Linked DNA regions of Mus musculus: region 2 is linked to region 1. The links are chromatin loops, found by intact Hi-C in ENCODE. Cell type or tissue: heart. All regions are shown on one strand. Each heading gives the region's core, and the rest is flanking DNA. Links, peaks and the distances in the headings are about the cores only. Region 1 has its middle 87 kb from the start of Vav3. Region 2 has its middle 31 kb from the start of Vav3.

Region 1 (11,370 bases), core at 2,271-10,270:
TTTCAGTATTAGCCCCCAATCCTTATTACATGAGTCTCTGAATTTTCTGGAAATAGTTAGCAAAAGTCATTCTGCACAGATTGATGCCTTAGAGAAACAGAAAACTTCTCACCAGTGTACCGTTCTATTCTGCCTCATTGCTGTCTGTTAACATATTTAGTTGGTAATCGTTTCCAAGTTAAGTTTAGGCTCATGTCCTTTGATGAGCCTACTCATCAATTTGGATCTAGAGAGCAGGGAGATCTGGAAAGCCTTGGGAAGAATTTGACTAAAAACTCGGCTTTGAAACGAATAAGTTATGTTTGTGGGCAAGTTCTAGAATATCTGATGGCTGCAGGCATATAAATTATGTGTGTCTCACTTATGTAAAGAGCTAGTGTCTGATAAATGACAGAAGGGTAAGGAACTCTAGCAGAGGTTTTCACAGCACCTGCAATTGTCACTGGGGCAGAGAGCCACTTCCAGGCTCAAGTCCTGTCTGGATCCTTAAGCCTGCTTAGTTTCCTGCTTTCCATCCCTGCCATACTTGGCCACTTCCCCCCAACCCCCAAATGAAAGCCAAGTGAGCTCACATCCTTCTGTGGACTCTCACTCCCAGATTGTTTCCTTCATTTCCATGCCTGACTCATCCTCCCACTTCTGAGCTCTCTGCCAGCCATTTCAGCAGGTCCTCTGGAATCCCCATTCACGAGACCCACCCTCTCCCACTCTTGTTGGTCACAGATCATTTGTTCCTCTTCCTTACCCTATTGAAACCCAGCTCTCCCCTAGGGACAAGATTCTTTTTCTCCCAAGTCCCCCAACTCAAAGGCTTTGGAAGGTTTGGAGTTTATTTATAGAGTCTTTGGATTTTTAGTGCCTGAAGTTTTAAAGTATTTGAATTTGTAAAGACTATAGGATTTTAAAATCTGTAATGTGTTTTCTATTTGTGACATTTATTAATATGAAATCTTAGAGGTGAACAAAAAAGGAAGTTATTGAAACAATGGTGTATTGCTTTGTTATGTCAAGTGTACTGGCAAGTTCTAGGTCAACAATACAAACTAGAGTCATTTTGCAAGAGGGAAGCTCAGCTGAGAAACTTGCCTGTGGGCAAAGGCTGTGTTGTATTATTTTGGTTGATAATTAATGGAAGGGCCCAGCTCACTGGATGGATGACCTTGGATGCTATAAGAAAGCAGGCTGAGCAAACCACGAGGTAGCAAGTCAGTAAGAACACTACTCCATGGCTCTGGATTGGCTTCTGTCTCCAAGTTCTTGCCCTGATTGAGTTCCTGCTTTGGAGTCCCTAAGTGGACTGTGACTCAGGGTATGCAAGCCAAATCAATGCTTTCCTCCCCATTCTGCTTTGGTCCTGGTGTTTTATCTCAGCCATAGAAACCCTAACTAAGAGGAGAGGCAACAGGAGCATTCTCCCCCTCCCCCTTTGCTACTTCACATTTCCCATTGGTGTTTGCCCCTAAAACCTCCTTCACATACCCTCATAATAAAATAGAAAATTAAACCAGAACTGCCGGAACAAATCATTTCAATTCTAGGACTGCCTCAGAAGCATAGAGATACATGAAAAGGAAGTGTCTCATTGTGTTAAATGGCTCCATCCCTTACTTATGTAGACTTCATTGCAGAAGTTCCACAGTGGTGAATTCCTCTGGTTGCCTGTTCTACCCTTTGTGGCCATTTAGTCTCAACTTCTTAAAGGTGTATTAGGGAAAATGAATGAAGTCCTGCCTACAGAGAGCTCGGTACAGTGCTTGGAGCATGAGCAAGACACAGGAGGGCTGTCACTCATTAACATCTTTGCTGTGCCACAATCATTTGTCAACTGCTCTCTCATAACTTTGGCTCCCCTCCCTCCCCCTTAGAGTGAGAGCATGCCATCTCCTGCTTAAGGCCTTCTGCCCACCATTGTTCCTCCAGCACGTGGAGGACAATATCAAACCCAAGACACCAGAATGAGTCCAGCTTTGCACCAGGAGGCCCTGCAGAGTTTGGCCCTGCCTGGGTCTGACAGCCGGTCCTCAGTGCTCTCTGTGTGCCCACCCTCTGACCTCCTTGTTGTTTCTTAGACTTGCCATGCTTGCTATTGCCTCATAGCCTTTGAATTTGTTCCCCACCAGGAACATTCATGGTCCTGCATGGTCTTAGTCTTCCTTCTATATCTGGTCCAATAGATCTTCCTGGAAGTTGTGAAATGTGTTGCCTTCTTTACTTTCTTTATGACACTTTAATTCTAGTCACTCGGTTTCATGGCCATGGCCCACCTCCCTCTACTGGGTCCTAATCTCCCCAAGAGTAGATCTTTGGGGTCTTTCTCAGCACTTGAGATTAACATCCTTGGTGCTCAGAGCAGAAAGCCCAACTTGGTTTAAGAATACTAGAAGTATCTGAACAGTGAGAAAAGGCATGACCAGGAATGGCTTTAACTGTTGTACCCAGTTCAAAGACATACTGCTTTCTACCCAGATGCTGCCATCCCCCCACCATCCTGCTTAAAAGAACTCCCGGGGTACCAATTAGAATGTAGAATTGTTAGGCTCTGTGACCTGTGAACCTCTGAGATGATTTTCTCTATACACAAGAGATTATGAGTTAGTTTCAACTTCTCCCATGCCTGTGGATCATCAAACCAGCATCCAAACAAACCTCAAAGGGACAATAGCTTAGGGAGACATCAACCTTCTTTGAGGTGATGTGTGGAAGATGGTTGGGGACACTGGAAGAGACACAGAGTGATGCAGGGACTGTGTTAATTCATCGTCTGTACCTTGCTGCTAGAGAAAGCCACACTTGGAATTCACCAGGAAACTAGGATCTCCAGGAGTCTCAATCCTGGCTTCCTGGCAGCCAGTACTTTTTCTTCTTCAATTCAATTAAATCAGTCCTAATGAGTGGGTCTATAGAATGGAAGCTCCTGTTTGCAGAGCCCAGGGAATGATAACCAGCCAACATTAATGAGGATGGTCACTGAAAATGAGAAAACTTGATTCTCCCACCCAGGCAGCAGGTAGAGTTCTGGTTTCAGGCATCAAGGTTCAGACTTGTAGCTCATAGTCTCCTTTGCAGTGAGAGACATTTAGCAACAGAGCTCCTGGGCTTTTCCTATGTCCTGACTCCTCTCAGTTCGGCCATGCTCGATCCGTGATTCCTCTGGCTGCCTCACTACAGAAGTCTCTCAATAAACAGAAGCAACCGCATTTTAACGGAGATGGTAAAATACCTTTCCTGATTCCGTAGGCACGGGTCGAGGGCAGGAGTCAGAGGTCTGACACGCAGCTCATGTTTACCCTTTGATCATGTGTCATTTTTGTTAGAAGACAACATATGCCATCCTTTGCTGTGTTTTTAAAATAGATTCAGAGGAAGTATGGAATTAATCTTAACCTTAAACACATTGAGCCCAGTACTTCCTATCCAACTGGAGAATGCACTATCTAGTTTCCTACACCTCGCCCTTGCTAAGTTTAGGCCCTTTGGGTCAGCTGTTAAGAAGGAAAAGAAGTGGGAGGAGGCAGGGCTTCAGGAGGATAAGGCATAGCACAGCCCAGAGCATCCAACTTACTTCCTCACAACTCCCCTCCCCCACTGTAATGTAATCAGGCTAAAGGGCCTTGTGATTTTCAGTGTTTCAAAGAGGGAACAGGGCATTTCTCTTTCTCACTGTGCTCCACTTTATTGATGTATCTTTATGAGTGCTGAAAAACAGCCCATTAACAGCACATATCTTGATGGTCTTGCTATTCTATAGAAAGCACAGCTTTGCTTTGCTCGTTAAAAACTGGCTCTAAGAAGAAAGTAACCACATAAGATCTCCATTTTATCTGCTCTCCAAGGCAGAGAGAGGCAGTGCTGAGCAACAGTGCTTGTAGAATTTGTCTTTTTCATCTCTCTCTCTCTCTCTGCATGCATGTATGTATGCATGTATGTATTTATATATTTAAAGTATTCACTCACTTTATATCCCAGTTGTAGCCCCCTCCTTCCTCTCCTCCTAATCTCACCCTTATAACCCCTCCCCCCAAGTTACCCCCTCAGAGAAGAGGAAGCTCCTCTTGGGTACCACCCTGCCCTGGAATATCAAGTCGCAGAAAAACTATGCACATCTTACCCCACTGAAGCCCGAGTAGGCAGGCCAGCTAGGGGGAGGGTATCCAGTAGCAGGCAACCCTCCTGATCCAATTGTTAGGAGACCCACATGAAGACCAAGCTGCACATCTGCTACAGATGTGTAGGGGGCCTAGGTCCAGCCATGTTCTTTGGCTGGTGGCTCATGGGCCCAGGTAAGTTGACTCTGTTATCTTGTGGTGTCTTTGAACCCTCCAGCTACTTAATCCTATCCCCTACTCTTCTGCATGACTCCCAAGCTCTGCCTGGTGTTTGGCTGTGGATCTCTGGCTTCTTCATTTAGTTAAAGTTGTTGAAATGACCCATTTATACCCAAGTCAGTCAATAGTCTTCCATCTTTAGAGATATTTATACTTTAGCTCAGGAAGATGGCACTCAGAGGCTATTGTATCTTCAGCCTGATTTTCCCTGAGCTGAGCCCTGTGCTGTGGCTTCAGCTGGGTGTTCAGCTGATGCTACTTGGAGTGATGCTGTGTTAGAGTCTGCTGCTTTAGGGTCTGGGTACCCTTTGGGGGCCAGGAGCCATCTAGTGCAGGTGAGCTGACCCCATGAAGTGGACCCAGTACCATGTTTCAGTGGAGGGGGATACTTTGTAGATTTTCTCTCTCCTTCAGCAACCCCTAGTTTCCCAGGCCTCAGCCTGGATGCTACCACCCTTCCTCTCAGAGACCAGGCATCCACTTTTCATAGAAGCACAGAAAATCACAGAGAGCAGAGTTTCTGGCTTCCCAGACAAAGAGCACAAAGGAAACCTGGAGAGGAGTTTGTAAAGCAAACAGTAGAGGGAGGAGCAAAACCTGCCATCAGTGAGAGCAACATGACCTGTTTTTTTTTTTTTTAAGATTTATTTATTTATTATATGTAAGAACACTGTAGCTGTCTTCAGACACACCACAAGAGAGCATCAGATTTCATTATGAATGGCTGTGAGCCATCATGTGTTTGCTGGGATTTGAACTCATGACCTTCAGAAGAGCAGTCGGCGGTGCTCTTAACCACTGAGCCATCTCTCCAGCCCAACATGACCTGTTTTGTGGAAAATTTAAAAACACATAGTTAAAATTTTAAGAAGACAAGAACATGAGTTCTTATGGGTCCATCATGCAACTCCCATAACCACCAGCTCTCTGCTAGCTTGCTTATGAGTACCACTCCCCATGTGTATTTTGTGTATGTATGTCCGGTAGAATTTTACCTTCACAGCATGTGAGCCTTACCTACTCCCATAACAAGTATGCAAAAATAAAATTTCATTAGTGAATACTTGTTGAGTTTTTCTGTTGAGATCCCTTCCCACTTTTTGCAAAGGTCCTGGGACAGAAGACTGCAGAATGTTTCAATTAAATGCTAATAAATGCAGAAAGTGACCCCTCCCCCAGTCCTCGGGTCCTCCTCAGCAGTGGCTTTCAGCCACTTCCTTCTGTCTGGATTCTTAAAAGTGTCCCTGGTGGGCTGCTAGTGACCTGTGTGCTGCCTCTGGCACCCACACACTTCAAGGACAAGCTTCCTCTGGGCATTTGTGACCACTGGGGCTCAAACTTTTCTTAATTGCTTGTATGTTCATCGACTGTCCTTTTGTCACGGTGCAGTGACCCATTTTTTTTTTTTTTTCAACCACTGGGCTGATGGGATCTGATGAGCTGCCAAGTCACATTGATGGGATGTGACTCAGAGAAGGGAGCCACACACGTGATAGTGTGGTGGCATTTGTCTTGATGAAATGCTTTCATTTTATAGAATGTTTGAATTACCACTGTTACTGCGAAAGATGAGCTAATGGCACCTGTTTTGATTCATACGATAATAAAACAGGAAAAAAATTAAAACAAATCTATAAAATCATATGACTATTTCATTCAAGTATTTCTTGGCCACATGCCGTTCTTGGTTCTAAGGCGTAAGCAAGCAATGAAGTTTGAATGAATCAGGAGAGAGTGAGTGTTGTACACATGTTCCTGTTGCTGTAAATGGTTTTAATTTGTCATTCTTTCCCGCTCCCCAAACACACTTAAATCAGAATACACGTAGGAAAAAGATGTGTGTACACTATAAAGGATTTGAAAATAGGACTGAGAAAAATGGGCTTTGTAAATGTGAACATGCTAGATTCAACAGCACACTAAAGGGGTCCCAGAGGGCAGAGCGCACTTGCCTGGATCCTTCTCTTGCTTCTCAGCCAGTTGGCTTCCTGTTGGCTTCAGGTAATGGAAAGATTATGGAGTGGGAAGAGAGGATAAGCCTGATGTGTTGGTTTCCTGTGGCTAGTGTTGCAAATTGCTAAATACACACACACACACACCTACCTAGTGGCTTAAGCTACACAAAGTTATCATTTTATGGTTTGGGAGGCCAAAAGTCAGAAATTTATCTTCAGAGACTAAACTCAGTAGGGCTACCCTCATGCAGGCTCTAGAGACACCCCTAACCCCCGCGCCCCCCTTTTAGGGCATACCCATATTCTTCTGCTTGTGAACACACAACTCTAGTACTGCCTTGACTGACCTCCCTGCCTCTCTCTTATCAGGTCCATTGTGATGACAGTGGGTTTCTGGAAAACTCTGCAGGGCTCCCAGGATGACTCATCAGCCTCTTGTCAGACGTCATTTCTTCCTCAGCCGCTTTTGGAGCAGATCCCCTCCTCTTACTGCTTGACAAGCTGAAGTGGTTTACTGGGTTTTGGACAAGGGGAAGTGGAAGTGCTTGGGTAGTGTTTGTGGGGACAGGGCAGGGAGATGCGAGATGTCTTGGGCACTTGGGTAATTATGAGCAGAGGCTTAGTTTTCCATTTGCCAAGAGAGTTTTCTCTCTCTCTCTCTTAGGCAAACATGCGTGAATGGGGAAGAACTATCTGGAGGACAGCAGTAGTTAGATAGTAAAGGCAGACACACTGGGCCTGTAACTCAGAGCAGTTCGATTTCTGGGTGCAGCTAGTGGGTGCTCCTGACAGAGGTTTTGAACAATACAGGACTAAGGAGAGGTTGGCAAAGCACCTTTGAGAAGGGGATTGATTTCCAGCTAGGCTGCTTAGTCTTCAATTTCCCCTTTCACCCTCTTTATGATCTGCAACAAACTGCTGTGCTCCCTAGCATGTGCCTATGAAAGTGGGACAAGGTCACACAACATTAAGGCTGGCATCAATGCTAAATGAGGTAATGCTCAGAGAAGTATTAAACACATGTGCGACTTCAATTCAATACATAGTTCTAGAAATCCTGAGCCCCTATCCGTGGGCTGCTTGCTGTCCTAAGTCATTGCTCTCTTGGATCTTTTAGCCTACAGGCATATAGAGACATCAGAGTGTACCTAACAACAAACTTAGCTTAGAAAGAAAACCGGGGATGGGAAGACAGAAGGTACACAGGTTTCCTAGGGTGGATGGCTTGAGTTGTGCTAAATGACTGAAATTAAGCCAATGTGTCTGGACTCAAAAGAGCGAGGAGACAGAGAAAGATCTGAGGAAGCCAGCAGGTAAGGGTATTAGGCTCTATGCTAGGAGTCTGTGGAAGCCGTTGAAGGATTTTGGCATCAAACATGTATGTGTATGATGAAGACTTAGGAAGCACCACTGTTAATGGCTCCTGGAGATCAGATTGGAGAGGTGCCAGGTGAGGTGGTGAGAGAAGGGCCTATACTGCTTTGGTAGATGCTCACCTGGATGCCTGGAGCAGGGACTGTGCAGTGAGGGAGAAGCTGGGGTCCAAGAAGGCAGAGAGCACTGGGGAGCCCCTGGATTGATTGACTAGGGAACAATTGCAACTTATCCCTTTGTGTGCTGGACACAGAGGGACAGAGGAGCTTTGGAGACATCTCAGAAAAGATGTTCCCAGTCACTTGGGAGAGGTCTGCCATGGAGCTAGAAATGTTGAACACACTAACTTATAAATAAGGAAACTCTGACCGGACAAGCTAACACGTCTCAAAGTGTTAGTCTGCAGCAGACAAGGCTCTGTTACTGTCCTAGCTCCCTTAATATCTGCAACAGACTTGAGAGATGTTTTCTCCACTTTACAAATGAGGACACAGAGACACCAGAGCTATCCTAGACCTTGCTCAAGGTCAAACAATTACCAAGGCTTAGAACCAGGATCCAAACCCAGGTCAGCCCTGGTGCAATATTTCTGACCACTTCAGCACACCTGATCTCTTGGTGAGTGAATTGGCACAGTTTCAGGATCTACACTGGTTCTATTACAGAACTGGGCTCTATCACATGGGCTGGGCTGCCAAAGCTACCCCATCAGTTTTCAGGGTACAGGAGATGTTGGTGTTTCTGGTTGCCATGGTTTGCATAATATGCATTCCTCACCTGCTGGAATCTCCTGCGCTGAGCAGCAGCTGCCAGTGACTGCAGAGCGACACATGCCAGAGCCTCAGAGAAGCACGTGCAAGAGAGGCTGCAGTGGACAGCCGCAGGCGGTGACTATCTTTTCAAGCAAAAACATGTTTGAAATGTTGGGGTTACAGCAGGGCTCTGCCTCTTTCAACAGGCAGGAGGCTGATCCTCACCCTAAACTAGGCAAACACTGCCTGTAGGAAAACTTTGGTTATTGTTTGTAAGCCAGAGAAACTTGACTCTGCCCATCTTCATTGCACCCAGAAAGTGCAAAAGATGTGTTGCCATGGCAAAAGGTCTACCAACTTCCTCTGCAACCATGGTAGTGTCTTAGCCTGGCGGGATGCCTTCAGCGAGCAATCCCCTCCCATGCCTAGAGTGGGTGGAGCCCCGGAGTAAATTATATAAACTTCAAATCAGAGATATGTGTAGACAGCTCTGTCTATTCTCTTGTGTTTTATTACAGCAAGGGTCCTCCTGCCAATCAAGAGGTACTCAGTGCCTTCACAAGGAAGAGAACGGTGGAAGTGCTTTCAGCCATCCTTGTTCCCTGAATGTCCTACCACTTCTGAAGCTCTTTCACTGTCCATGGCTGAGCCACTTGATGAAAAATCAGAGGCTGGGGTATGGTTCAGTTGATGAAGTGATTGTCTAATGCACTTGAAACCCTAGATTGGATCTGCAGCATGGTATAAAACTGGGTGTGGTAGTGCACTCCTGTCAGAGGTACAGGCGTGAGGACCAACAGTTCTAGGTCCAGCTTAGTTAACTGATTTTGGGTCCAGCTTGGGCTACGTGAGTCCCTATCTCAAAAGAACAAATGGACAAGCGAAAAACAGCAGGGAAAAGAAAGAAGAAAGACAGGGTTCAGAGGGTATATGAAACAACACTTTTAGTACAACAGTTGAGCATTTATGTGTGCTTGATTCCAGGGCAGCTTCAAAAAATAAGGGACGTACATACCTTCCCAGGCCTTCCCAGCCATTCCTCGGGAGGATTATAGTGATAAATCCAGGCAAACTGACTGGAGACACAGCATACTGAGCTTCCAGAAAACCTGGTAGAGCTCAGAAAGAGAGAGAGAGCTGTAAATGGAGAGAGAGGAAGACATGTGGTTGGTAATCATAGCTCTCCACCTAGGGTCTGATCTCCACAGATCAATCCAGGGAACCCAAGTTGTCTCTAGAAGGAGCAAGGCTTCAATAGGATACATCTATTAGCAAGAAGGAGGTCAGGACAACCGGCCACCTTCCTGGTGAGTGCACAGGGGTGACGGTGTGGAATACAGAGGCCAGCCGTTTCTGGGACAGGCGAGAGCCACAGAGCTTCTGAGGAGGCGCCATCTTTGGCTCCAGACAACAGGCCACCTTCCTGGTGAGAGCACAGGGGTCTGCCCGGCCCGAGAGGTTTGTGCCTCAGGCCCCGGCGGGAGCCTCCTTGGCTCCAGGACTCCGTGGAGGGCAGGCTGCACGGGTGAAGGTGTGGAAAACAGAGGCCAGCCGTTTCTGGGAAAGGCGAGAGCCAGAGAGCTTCTGAGGCGGCGCCATCTTCGGCTCCAGACAACCAGCACCTTCCTGGCCAAAGCAACACAGCTTCTGGGAAAGATCCTGTTTTGGGCCTTCACCTTCAGCCAGGAGGAGGTCCAAACACCAGATAACTGTACACCTTCCCTGAAAGAGGAGAGCTTGCCTGCAGAGACTGCTCTGACCACTGAAACTCAGAGGAGAGAGCTAGTCTCCCACGTCTGCTGATAGAGGGTAACAAAATCAACAGAGGAACAATCTCTAAACAAAGACAACTATAACAACTAACTCCAGAGATTGCCAGATGGCAAAAGGTAAACGTAAGAATCCTACTAACAGGAACCAAGACCACTCACCATCATCAGAACCCAGCACTCCCACTTCGCCCAGTCCAGGGCATCCTAACACACCTGAAAAGGTAGACCTGGATTTAAAAGCATTTCTCATGATGATGGTAGAGGACATGAAGAAGGAATTTAATAACTCACTTAAAGAAATACAGGAGAACACTGCTAAAGAGTTACAAGTCCTTAAAGAAAAAAGGAAAACACAACCAAACAGGTAGAAGTCCTTATAGAAAAACAGGAAAACACATCCAAACAGGTGATGGAAATGAACAAAACCATACTAGACATAAAAAGGGAAGTAGACACAATAAAGAAAACCCAAAGTGAGGCAACGCTGGAGATAGAAACCCTAGGAAAGAAATATGGAACCATAGATGCCAGCATCAGCAACAGAATACAAGAGATGGAAGAGAGAATCTCAGGTGCAGAAGATTCCATAGAGAACATCGGCACAACAATCAAAGAAAATGGAAAATGCAAAAAGATCCTAACTCAAAACATCCAGGAAATCCAGGACACAATGAGAAGACCAAACCTACGCATAATAGGAGTGGATGAGAATGAAGATTTTCAACTCAAAGGACCAGCAAACATCTTCAACAAAATTATTGAAGAAAACTTCCCAAATCTAAAGAAAGAGATGCCCATGAACATACAAGAAGCCTACAGAACTCCAAATAGACTGGACCAGAAAAGAAATTCCTCCTGACACATAATAATCAGAACATCAAATGCACTAAATAAAGATAGAATACTAAAAGCAGTAAGGGAAAAAGGTCAAGTAACATATAAAGGCAAGCCTATCAGAATTACACCAGATTTTTCACCAGAGACTATGAAAGCCAGAAGAGCCTGGACAGATGTTATACAGACACTAAGAGAACACAAATTCCAGCCCAGGCTACTATACCCAGCCAAACTCTCAATTACCATAGATGGAGAAACCAAAGTATTCCACGACAAAACCAAACTCACACATTATCTTTCCACGAATCCAGCCCTTCAAAGGATAATAACAGAAAAAAACCAATACAAGGACGGG
Region 2 (11,370 bases), core at 1,876-9,875, 56 kb after region 1:
TACACAGAAAAATACTAATGTTATTGTATTTCTTGTATGGCCACACACACACACACACACACACACACACACACAGAGAGAGAGAGAGAGAGAGAGAGAGAGAGAGAGAGAGAGAGAGAGAGAGGGAGGGAGGGAGGGAGGGAGGGAGAGAGAGAGAGAGAGAGAGAGAGAGAGAGAGAGAGAGAGAGGTTACCATGACTGACTAGTTCTGGTTGGTATTCTCAAAGCAACAAGAGGAAAAACCACAGCATTAAGTTTTATGAATGAAAGCACACTTCAGCAGACAGAAAAAATCAATTCCAGAGAAGTTAGTGAAATGATAGAGCTATTTGTGCTTTTCACAGTTAAGGGAGAAATCCGGAGGTCAGTCTCATGTCCAGGGTGGAGGTGGCTAAGGAGAACTCTGTGGATCCCGACCACCACTGAAGTAATGGAAGAAGTTTAGATACTTACTTCTGGAGACTTGGTACTGTCGTGCTCACAGATGCTGATGCCAGATTCTTTCTGCAGCTGTGAGGATGTTAAATGTCCTCTCAGGAGCTCCTTGGGAAGGGCAGTTTCTCTCTGCGATTCCTCTGTCTAATACTATAGGTGCTTAATATATGTTGCTTAATAAAGTGTTGGTGATTTAATAAAAATGCCAATAGTCTCATCAAACACTGGATCAGTATGCTGTATACATGTATTTATATCTACTCACTGAATAAATGAACATATACCCCCCTACAGGGCCACAGAGGCCATCTTGTTCTGATGGTTCTCTGTACAGACTCAAGCTGACTTCACTGATGATAGAGCTGAGAGTCGAGCCTTTGAACTTTGTTCCATCATTCACAGCACCACATTTATGTATCTGAGCCTGAAAGAAACGGGAATTTCTACAAAATGTGCTTAACTGTGAGGGTTAATACATACTCAGGAAATGGTGTAAAAGAGTTTGCTATGTGGCCACTGCAAGCTCACACACAAAGCAAATTTTAAAACTTAAAAACAATTTAGCTTTTCACCAAGAACTCTTGCAGATCCATCAGCACATTCCCCTTCATAAGCCGGATATTGTGACCATCACTGACTCTCTCTTCAATGATTTAGAATCTCACAATGCCAGGGAACTTGGATCAGCCATCTCTCTTACAGCAGCATAATGGAATAACTTAGGGATAAACCTAGTGAGTGAACTAGCTCACCTTTTGATGCAGCTCGAGGGTCAATCTATCATAAAGCCTACGCTTTGTCACTATTTGCTTATCTGACCTACATCAATAACATGACGGTGGCTGACAGGGTATAGAGATGGGAGAGGGGGAACTGAATTCAAGATTCTAATTACTTGGGTCCCCATCACTGTAAACTTCAGTTTGTTTGTTTGTTTTTAAATTTATGTATTGACAGCTGTTAGGGGTTTGGTAAGGGTCCTCATCAGGCAACTGTGTGAAAGGCTTGGTTGCCAATCCATGGTGCTATTGGGAGGAGACTGAGGGAGAGTCTTTAAGTGGAGCCTAGTGTGAGTTCTTCTGGTCACAGGGGGAATGCCCTTGAGGGAATACTGAGACCCTTGGCCCCCTTCCCTCTCTCTTTCTTTCCAGGAGGTGGTGGGTTTTGCGTATGCCCCTGTTTTACCACAGACCCCAAAGCAGTAGGCCAAATCAATGATAAAACCTCCAAAAGTGTGAGACAAACTCAAATTTTTTCCTGTTTTTAAAATAGAAATTTGGGCTGGAAAGATGGCTTGGTGGTTAAGAGCACTAACTGCTCTTACGATGGTCCTGAGTTCAAATCCCAGCAACCACATGGTGACTCACAACCATCTGTAATGAGATCTGATTCCCTTTTCTAGGGTGTCTGAAGACAGCTACAGTGTACTTACATATAATAAATAAATAAATAAATAAATAAATCTTTATTTAAAAAGGAAGTTTATTTATTTTTATTTTGTGTGTCTGAGCATTTTGCTTGCATGCTTCCATGTGCATCATGTGCCTGCCTAGGACAATGGAGAGTAGAAGAGGGTGTCAGCTTCCCCAGAACTGGCATTACAAATAGTTTTGATCTGTTGTATGGGTGCTGGGAACTCTGCAAGAACAGCAACTCCTCATAACCACTGAGTCATCTCTCCATCCCTCAAACCCTTTCTTTTAAAAAAAAAATTAATGACCTCAGGTAGTTTATCATAGTCATGGAATGCTGACTGTAACACACAGTGATTCTAAATGTAGATGCATTTGGAACAAAGTAAATGCAAGTGAACTTTGAGAACAAAAAGACCGAAGGTTTTAGAGTTGGAGAGGCCTGGCTTTGAAGCCACACTGTCTGTGAGACAGAGGGCTGGTTTTTTTCTCTGAACCCTGGTTTGCTTCTTACAAAATCGAGGTGATACATAGAGCTTAGAGTTGTGCGATTGAAATAAAATGCTCAGCTTGTATTAGTCATTCTGTCAATTTTTGTTTCCTACCTCTTGTCTTCTTAGACATATATATACAGTAGGTGACTCAAGGAGACTGCTAATTAGGGTAATAATGCTTTGTCCCGTTCTTTAAGGTTTTGAACTGAAGCAGTGTAGTAATGGGACGTGTTGGAGGTTTCACTGATATTACTCTCCTTGGTTATAAGTGATGAGTCTTCTTAGTGGAGAGAAGGAAATGAACAGAGTTGATTTTACCTGGTCCGTTTTAAGGTGTGTGTGTGTGTGTGCGTGTGTACATGTAGGTATGTATATGCATGTGTGTGAACATGGATATGGAAATTTGAGGTGAATGTCAGTTGTTTTCAATCACCACCTACTTTTTTTTTTTTTAATTTGATACAGAGTCTTGTACTGAACCCTGAGCTTGCTGTTTTGGCTAAGCTGGTTGGCCAGTAAGCCCCAGGGACCTGCCTATTTCCACCTCCCATAAGTATGTGGTCTTACATGGGTTCTGGGGGCTCGAACTCAGGTCCTCATATATGGCAAACACTTGACTGGCTGAGTCAACTTCCTCACCGTTTTTGGCATTGTGAGCTGTTATCAGACATTTCACAGTGGTTGAAATGATTGACCAGTGATGTCCCTGTATTTGTCATCCCATCTGACCCTCCCTGAATTATTTCTTGCAGGAAGTGTTAAGGGGCAGAATTCCAGCTTCAGGGAGAAAGGGGAGCCCTTGATAGGCTGCTCTATCCTGCATCAGCCACGTGGAATTCTCCTGCAGGGCAGAGAAGAGTCCAGTTACTATGACAATCAGAGCTGTTCTGCCAAGATTGCTAGCCAGGGTGCCCGCACAGCTAATTGCTATGCGCACATCCGTTCATTAGACTTTGACCCAGAATTACTAGTGTCTTTCACAAGGTAGGCAGTGAATCATTGTTTTTGGCTCCGGCTTTGTCTCTTTCAGCCGTGGTTTGGTTTGTATCAGAAGTACAAACTGTGCAGGCCATTACCTCTCTTAGTTACGAAGCTTCTTGGACTTTTACAAGAGGCTAAGATTTTTTACTAGAAAACACACATTAGTTATCCAAGAGCCCAGAGAAGCCGGTTGGGACTCAGAGCTGCTGATCAGCACCTCTGTGATATTATACAAATTGCTTCACCCCTCTGAGCCAGTTATCACAGCTGTGAAATGGGGTAATAAAATTTCCATCCACAGAGTTATGAGGCGACAGAAAAGAACGAGGCACTGAGAATCTCTGATACCTGTGTTTCCATCCGAAGTGTGAAGGCACGGTGGGATGGAGCAATACCTAAAGGCCTAGCACTCAGGTTTCTCTGGCTGGTGGCTAGCCACTGAGACCAGGGGCATCTCCCCACAAAGGTCGCACCCTTTGTGAGTCGGTATGTTGTCTGTCTTTCATACTTTACCATCTTTGAGTTAGGGAATATTAAAAAGCTGTGAAGAACCCCACGACCACCAAACAGCAATACAAATTTCAAACAATGTTGATTTTCTCCCACTAGCTCAATCAAAAAAGTTTACTTTTCTGCTCTATAATCGCTCTTTTGTACTACAGTCCTACTCCTAGAATTCTGGAGCGAGAACTACCAAGGTAGAATACTTTATATTGAGTAGTTTGAGATGGGATCCACTAGAAGTTAAATTCAAGTGTGTCTTTCACAAAGAGAAAATGGCGACGTTTAAAAGCAAACATTTATTGTGTGCTATACCTGTTATGTGTCAGACACCGTGGATCTAAAGACAGTAATATAAATTTGAAAATTTCTTTATTAGGAACAATGTCCTTCTAGCTCTATCATGTGATGGCTGCAAACAAGTGAGGGACATCTGATTCCAAGCCCCTACAACAGCTGGCCCTGTGATAGTAGCCTCTGAAAGCTTCCTGTTTGATAAGTACTCAGGCTGGATGTGAGACTCTTAGAAAACAGTCGCCTTGTTTTCTTATCTGTGCACCCAAGATGGGTTTTGTTCCCAAAAAGTTTTGTGTATAAAGCCACTGGAAAGGAACACCCAGGTTCCTTTCGGGACCTTTGCAGAGGGAGGCAGGATCTTAGCTAACTTCCCACCAGTCATCTTCAATTTGCCACGGCAGGGTAACTTCCAGCTTTGTTTCCAATGAGGCTTTTTGTTGATGTAAAAACAACTGGATGGGAGCATTCTAAAAAAGCACATTTAGGAATTTTTATGTTTTAAACAATGAAGTGCAGCTATCCAAACGAACTGTAATTTCTCCCTTAGGTTATATTCTGGCTTCAAATGAGACCAGTTAATTGCCGCTGTGTCTAATGTTGCCTTGGTTGATGTGGGAGACAACACTGTCTTGACTGTGACTCATTAGAAGCAACTGTCCAAGTGGAGGGTTCTCTGGTCCAGCACTGCTAGCTGTGGTAACTTTTGGCTTTAGTTTGTGAACATGGATTCTAGCCTTCTCTACACTCAAGCTTAGTCTCTTACCACAAACACCAAACTACCTAAGTAACAAACTCACTTCTTTGGCTGCATGAGAAAACAAATATTAATCCTCGTCCCACCCGTGCATCAGTGCTGCGGTTCTCGGCTTCTCACAAATGGACCATGCTGCGCTCCTAGGAGGGCTCTGAGCAAGCAGCGAAGTCTCAACATGTTCCCGGTGTGGGAGGGGATTCTGTGAGAATGAGTTAGCTGGCTGCCACATCTGGGGGAGGCCGGTGATGAAAGATGGCAGCTGGGATGAATGAGAGAGGAGCCAGTTTCCGGGAGGCAGGGGCCAGGCTCCTTTATGACTCCCTCCACCTTATCCAAATACCATTTGTATGAATCAGCTGCCCCTGGGCTGCCAGGTGCTCCCCACCCCCTTCTAGAAGCAAGAGGCAAAACCTTACTGACCCTTCCACCTGCAGTAGGAGTCTTCTAGGGCCACGCCATGGATCCAACGAGTGCACAGCTTAGCAACAGACCCTAAGGCTTTAAAACAAAAACATGTGTTGGATAGGACTTGGAGAGCTCAGGGGCTGGAACTGCTCTCTGTCCCATCCTTGAACATGTCAGCTGGCGCGTTCTCTTTGTTGACCGGTTGAGCTTTCAGTAAGTATGACTCTACTAAACGCATTATCTGCACCATCTCATGTATCCTCACGGCAACCCTGGGAAATGGCACGTGTGCGCCACAGCTGAGCTAAAGGAAATGAGACTTAAATCCCAGGCCCACTGAGCTATCTGTCCTAGCTGCTCCAGAATGCAAAGCACCTAGGAGCTCCTGCCTCTGAATGGGAAGCTGAGGAGCCTGAAGAGTCAGGAGATGAGTCTCTCTCCAGCCAAGGGAAACGCCCACCCTCTAAGGCTCCTGGCTGCCTCAGGAACCCTCCCCTTTTCTCTGGGAGCAGTGCCAGCTGGGATACCAGGTCAGAAATGCAGGGAGGCTCCTGCAGTGACTGAATAAGTCACCCTCAGGTCCTGCTGTGGCAAAACTACCCTGCCTTCCTTGTTGTGGCTGTTGGCCCCTGTTCTGCATCATCCATTTGACACTGGCCTGAATACTTCCTAAAGGACACCTTAGCCCATGAACTCTACCTTCTTATTTTGCCCCTCCCTGAGTCGTCCTGATGGTGACATAACTAATCCATGACACTCCCCTCATTCACATGACTGGTGAGCCTTGTTTCTCACACCGGGAGTAGTGGCCAGGCACAGTGTCCATTGGCCCATGCTTGTAGAATTTTTCACTCACATCCAATCTCTGCCATCTCTTTTCTCATCACCTCAAGCCAGTTTGAAGTTATTAGTAAATTTTTAGTGATCTCTCTATGAAGCAATAAACCGAGTGTTCCTGCCCAATGTTCTCTTGTCTGTAGTTCCCTTGTGAGTACCCCATGGATCATTAAACTAGAGCCAATAATTGTCTAATTGCAATGTATCATTTAGGATTGCTTGGCTGCCAATGATGGAAACTAAGCCTTAAGGCAAAAGAAGACAGAGGGAAGGAGCAGAAGAGGGAGTGAAGGGGGGGGGCAGAAACAGAGACTATAACCATTTCCTTTTTGTTCTGCCATTCCACAAAATCATTTTTAGGAAAGGACTCTCACTTGACACACACATACACCCTGGGCAGGATACCTACACAGACTCTCCTCCTGACATGTATACTGTGGGCCTGGGATATGCTGAAAGGAGTCATTAGAAGGGGAGAAATGAGTGCATATCATGTGCTTTCTTTTGTGATTGGGTTACCTCACTCAGGATAATATCCTCCAGCTCCATCCATTTGCCTAAGAATTTCATAAATTCATTGCTTTTAATAGCTGCATAGTACTCCATTGTGTAAATGTACCACATTTTCTGTATCCATTCCTCTATTGAGGGATATCTGGGTTCTTTCCATCTTCTGACTATTATAAATAAGGCTGCTACGAACGTAGTGGAGCATGTGTCCTTCTTACCAGTTGGAGCCAAAAAAAAAAAAAAAAAAAGGCACAGGGGTGGATGGGGCAGAATAATGCCTCACAAGCTACAGTAACAAATGGGAGGCAGAGTAGCCTCCGTCAGCTTCCCCACCATTATGTCTTCTTTTCCATTTAGTTGCCCCATGGCCAGGAGTGACAATACAAAGCCTACTCTAAAGGCAACACTTGCTAATAAGGTATGTTTTAACATCTACGTCTTAACAGGCCAGATGACTGTTTGAACACTGCTGTTGGAGGGCAGCTGTGTAGCTGTGTTGTGCTCTGAGCACAACAAGCCAGGGGCATGTGGAAACCTGTGTATTCCAGGTTTGCCCCCAGAGGGGTTTTTATGGATCTTGTTAGCTTAGAGAGCCGTGTAAGCCTCAGGTTCATGCTTTACCTCTGTACCATTCACAACTGCCCACGCACTTCCTCAATGTTTGCCTTAGTCATTGTGCCCTGGGCTAGTGTGGTCTTATCCTAAGAAACTGCTCAGCAACTGCCTGGCCTGAAGTCTCTCTACCTCTGTTTCAACAGATCTCCTATTTACACATATTTACCTATATTAGTTACAAAAAAAAAAAAGGATTTTTATTTTTATTTTAAAAAACAGAGTGGCTTGCCCAACTCTCTTCCTCGTAGAAACTAAGGAGAGCCAAGTCTTGTATGCATTATCTCTGAGGTAGCTGTGGAATTTTCTAGAATTTTCATTCAGAAATGGGATTTAGTACACTCTGAATTCAACTACAGAATCGATTGTGTCTCCCATTGGTGTGACAGAAGCACAGGACAGACAGACACAAGCTGAGGAACAGGGCTTGTGTGGAGTCAGTTTGAGGGTACACTCACTTTTGTCTGGCAAGCAGGGAGGCAGAAGTGCGAAGTTGCTGGGGACACTGTCTGTGGTCACAAAAGCAGAGATGAATGCTGCTGCCTGCTTGGCTTTCCCTTCTTTTGTCTTTTCCTGAAGTGGTGCGTCCCACATTCTTCCCTCCCAGGTTCCTTGGAGATCCTGTCCCAGACACACCTCCAGGTGCATCTCCCAGGAGATTGGAAATCAGTCAAATTGACAGCTCAGGATGAATCGCCGTGGGTTTCCTTAGTGAGACAGCAGAACCTCCGTAGAAGATGTCTTCCCCTTCAGGCATAAGCTTTGAGGACAGTTTACTCGAGCGCCCGGGATGCCTCCCAGACCTGTACAGTGTGCTCCTGTCTATTTCCAGCGACTTATTTTCCTAAAAACTCCTTTCACTTTATGCAGTGTTTTGATCTATAAAATTTACTGGTGCGTGTGTGTGGTCATGGATATCAGAGTTTTTATTGGTTATTGGTTATTTTATTTATTTACATTTCAAATGCCATCTCCCTTCCCAGTTTCCTCTCCACAAACCCCCGATCCCCTCCTCCCTCTTTCTGCCTCTATGAGGGTGCTCCCTTACCTGCCCACCCACTCCTGTCTCAGCGACCTAGCGTTCCCCTACCCTGGGTCATTGAGCCTTCACAGGACCAAGGGCCTCCCCTCCCAGTGATGTCAGATAAGACCATCCTCTGCTACATATGCAGCTGGAGCCATGGGTCCCTCCATGTGTACTCTTTAGCTGACGGCTTAGTGCCTGGGAGCTCTGGAGGGTCTGGTTGATTGATATTATTGTTCTTCCTTCAGCTCCTACAGTCCTTGCCCTAACTTCGCCATTGGGGTCCCCGCAGTCAGTCCAGTGTTTGGTTGTGTACATCCGCATCTGTATTGGTCCGGCTCTGACAGAGCCTCTCAGGGGACAGCTATACTGAGCTTGATATCAAAAATTTTAATATGTGCTCTTTTTATTCCTTCACACTCTTCCATCTACTCTTTCTCCCTGGTGACCTTCTGCCCGGCTGCTTTCTCCTTGTTCCCACCCAGACAGTAGGTCTTTCCTTGCCTCCGTGCTCCTATGATAATATCAATCTAGCTCTATTCTAACATGCTTTTGTTTATAATCATGCTTTGGGGGTATCTTCCGTCCTTTACATAAGCCTTTTCACATGGCTGATGCTTGGTAGATTGCAATGACCATGAGAGAAAGTAGTTTAGGCAAAAGAGAGCTGATATCCTCTCATTCTAGTCAAGAAGGATCCAAGGCGATTGACCCTGCACCTAAAGCTACTGACAATGGTACTTGGAGCTGAAAAGGCGAATTGTCTATAAAGAGCTTGATGCTTCCTTTACTTGTTTCAAAAAACAAATTGCAGTCAGTAAGTAGTATTTATTAACTCCTTAAGGAACTGTGGTTAGAGAATGCAAATATAGTGGAGACAGACCCTGCCTGTCCGTGTTTTCAAGGTCATGGTTGTTAGAGCTAACACACAATGCTCAATTGAATAAAAGAACAATATATTGTGGCAAAGCCAACCTTTTCCTTTGTGATTGTTCTGCTCTAGGGAAGGAAAGAGTGCTGTTCCCTCCCCAAAGTGCTGCAGAGACATATTTTATTATGTAAAAATGCAGATGGTCTTTATCTCAGAGTTCGATCTGAACAACCATGTTATGAAACCTCTTGTAAACCCTTAGCTTCAGCTGGAAAAGTTTTAGTGTCCTAAAAGGAGAGGAGAGAGAGTTAGTTTAAGGAGTTACTACCTTGCCAAGGAATTCAGGGTCCTGTTTTTAATCTCTGATTTTGGCTTTTATAACCTCTGGCTGATATATAAACTTTTAAAATGTGTTTACTTTGTCACTCATTGAAAAATGTATTCACTGTATAGCATTATATTATTGAATATTTATATTTGCCAAATTAAAAAAAAAAGCATTCAGGTTTCTTTATTGAAACATAGGGTTTTCTATAGAAGTTACACACATATGTATGTGTGTTCGTGTGTGTGTGTGTGTGTGTGTGTGTGTGTGAGAGAGAGAGAGAGAGAGAGAGAGAGAGAGAGAGAGAGAGCACATTCACAGGACCTAGTCTCCTCCTGAGGTCAGCACTAGCTATGGCTATCTAACATTTCATAGCCTGTGACAGTCTAGAGACCTAGAGACCTCTTAGGGACTTGTGAAAGTTCTGGAAAGCTTATTTCTCCTTAGTCCACTCTATCTAAATCAATCTAAGATGACCTTAAGTCACCTAGGTTCAGACCCCAAACCAGAGCTCCACTTTAGTGCAAAGGCCTCTTTCCAATAAGCATTTCCTGGGTCGCTCCATGTGACCTTGCCGTTGATCTCACGTCTTGGCTCTGTCCTCAGCATAGTCACGCTCTGTCTTTTATGTCTTCCCTCCCTAAATGCTGGTCGTTCAGGGTCTTGACTTCCATTTCAGATGAGCTTGTTAAAATTCTTCACAAAGACAAAGATTCTGTCAGGTTTTCCTTCAGATCCAAGTAGAATGTCCCCTGTGATGGGCAGGTGCTACCTTGGGAGCTACCTTGGTCTCTCCACCAGTACCCCTACTCCCACATCAACACAGACATGAGGGCAGAGAGGCCATAGCCCCAAGGAGTTGGCTCACGTGGGGTCTGGATCCTCCCCCCTACACTTCCAGAGCTCAAGGCACTGATAAGACTCTTCCATACTTATCAACTAGACCATCATGGGTCTCTCCCTCACCTTCTTCTCTTCTTGAGGACTAATAAAGTACGGGGGTGTCCATCCTTGGGATTTAGAGATGGCTGTGGGCAGCTTTTGAGTATAAACTCATAGGATGAACTGAGTTAATCTACGCAGGAGTGAGGCTCCTGTGGTGTGGGAGAGGCCAGACTTATGGGGCAAAGTAGATGTGGGTCAGGATCAGGACCAGGCTGGATCATCCTGAACTTCCACATTCTGACAAGAAACCCCTCCCGTTTCTAATTTGCATTGTTAGTCGTGAAAAGTATTTCAAGGTGAAAGCTCGGAGCATATTGTATCAGACTATTCGTCTAAATCGTGACTTTTGAACACGTAGGTATGGACGGCTTCCGTGTCCACTCTTGGTCCACAGTTCACCAACGCACAGCTGTTGTGGTTGCCTGCATAAGAGCAAGCCAGCCAACATTCTAGCACGGAGGAGGAATGTGTTCTCCAGGGTCCACTACTAGCTACAGAATTACGGACAGTCGTTTTTGTTTTGTGTGTTTGTTTGTTTGTTTGTTTTTAAGGATGTTGCTCCTGGAAGGTCAACCATACTTCAATGGATGGCTCCACACCCACACCTATGGAGTCCATGGATTATTGAATTAAAAGAAAGAAGACACAAAATAGGGGGGCATAGAGAGATGAGGATGTATCTGGAAGGAGTTAAAAGAGCAGTCAGGGGTTGATATGATAAAAGTTTATTCTATGGAATTATCAAAAATAAAATACTCTAAAACTATTGATAAAAGAGTAAAGAGGAAAATTATATTTTTATTGCAAAAGTATATATATAATACAAAGATATATATGAAATGCATTATAGAGATAGAATTCTTGTTTCTCTGTTTACTATATTCTATATAAATGCACATATAGTTTATTTTGCATTTATTATTTAGATTTAGAATATATTCTTATAATATAAAATTATACATATAAA

Evidence for each region. Hi-C counts contacts between places; a loop is a spot of excess contacts. Peaks named below come from ENCODE experiments on the same cell type or tissue, not always from the same donor. Only the 100,000 strongest peaks of a DNase experiment are listed, where the experiment ranks them.
Region 2: a loop joins it to region 1, with 2.4 times the contacts of the local background. A loop is called at or near these places in 2 of 42 quality-filtered maps.

The regions. Positions count from the first base shown.
Region 1 is chr3:109,248,417-109,259,786 of GRCm38, forward strand. No RefSeq gene overlaps it. Among named protein-coding and RNA genes, the nearest start is that of Vav3, 87 kb to the right of the region's middle. In heart, for the core only: no CTCF peak of the experiment used is centred there; DNase peaks (open chromatin) are centred at 3,515, 5,755 and 6,735; H3K27ac peaks cover 2,529 bases.
Region 2 is chr3:109,304,361-109,315,730 of GRCm38, forward strand. No RefSeq gene overlaps it. Among named protein-coding and RNA genes, the nearest start is that of Vav3, 31 kb to the right of the region's middle. In heart, for the core only: no CTCF peak of the experiment used is centred there; DNase peaks (open chromatin) are centred at 3,311, 5,121 and 5,631; H3K27ac peaks cover 495 bases.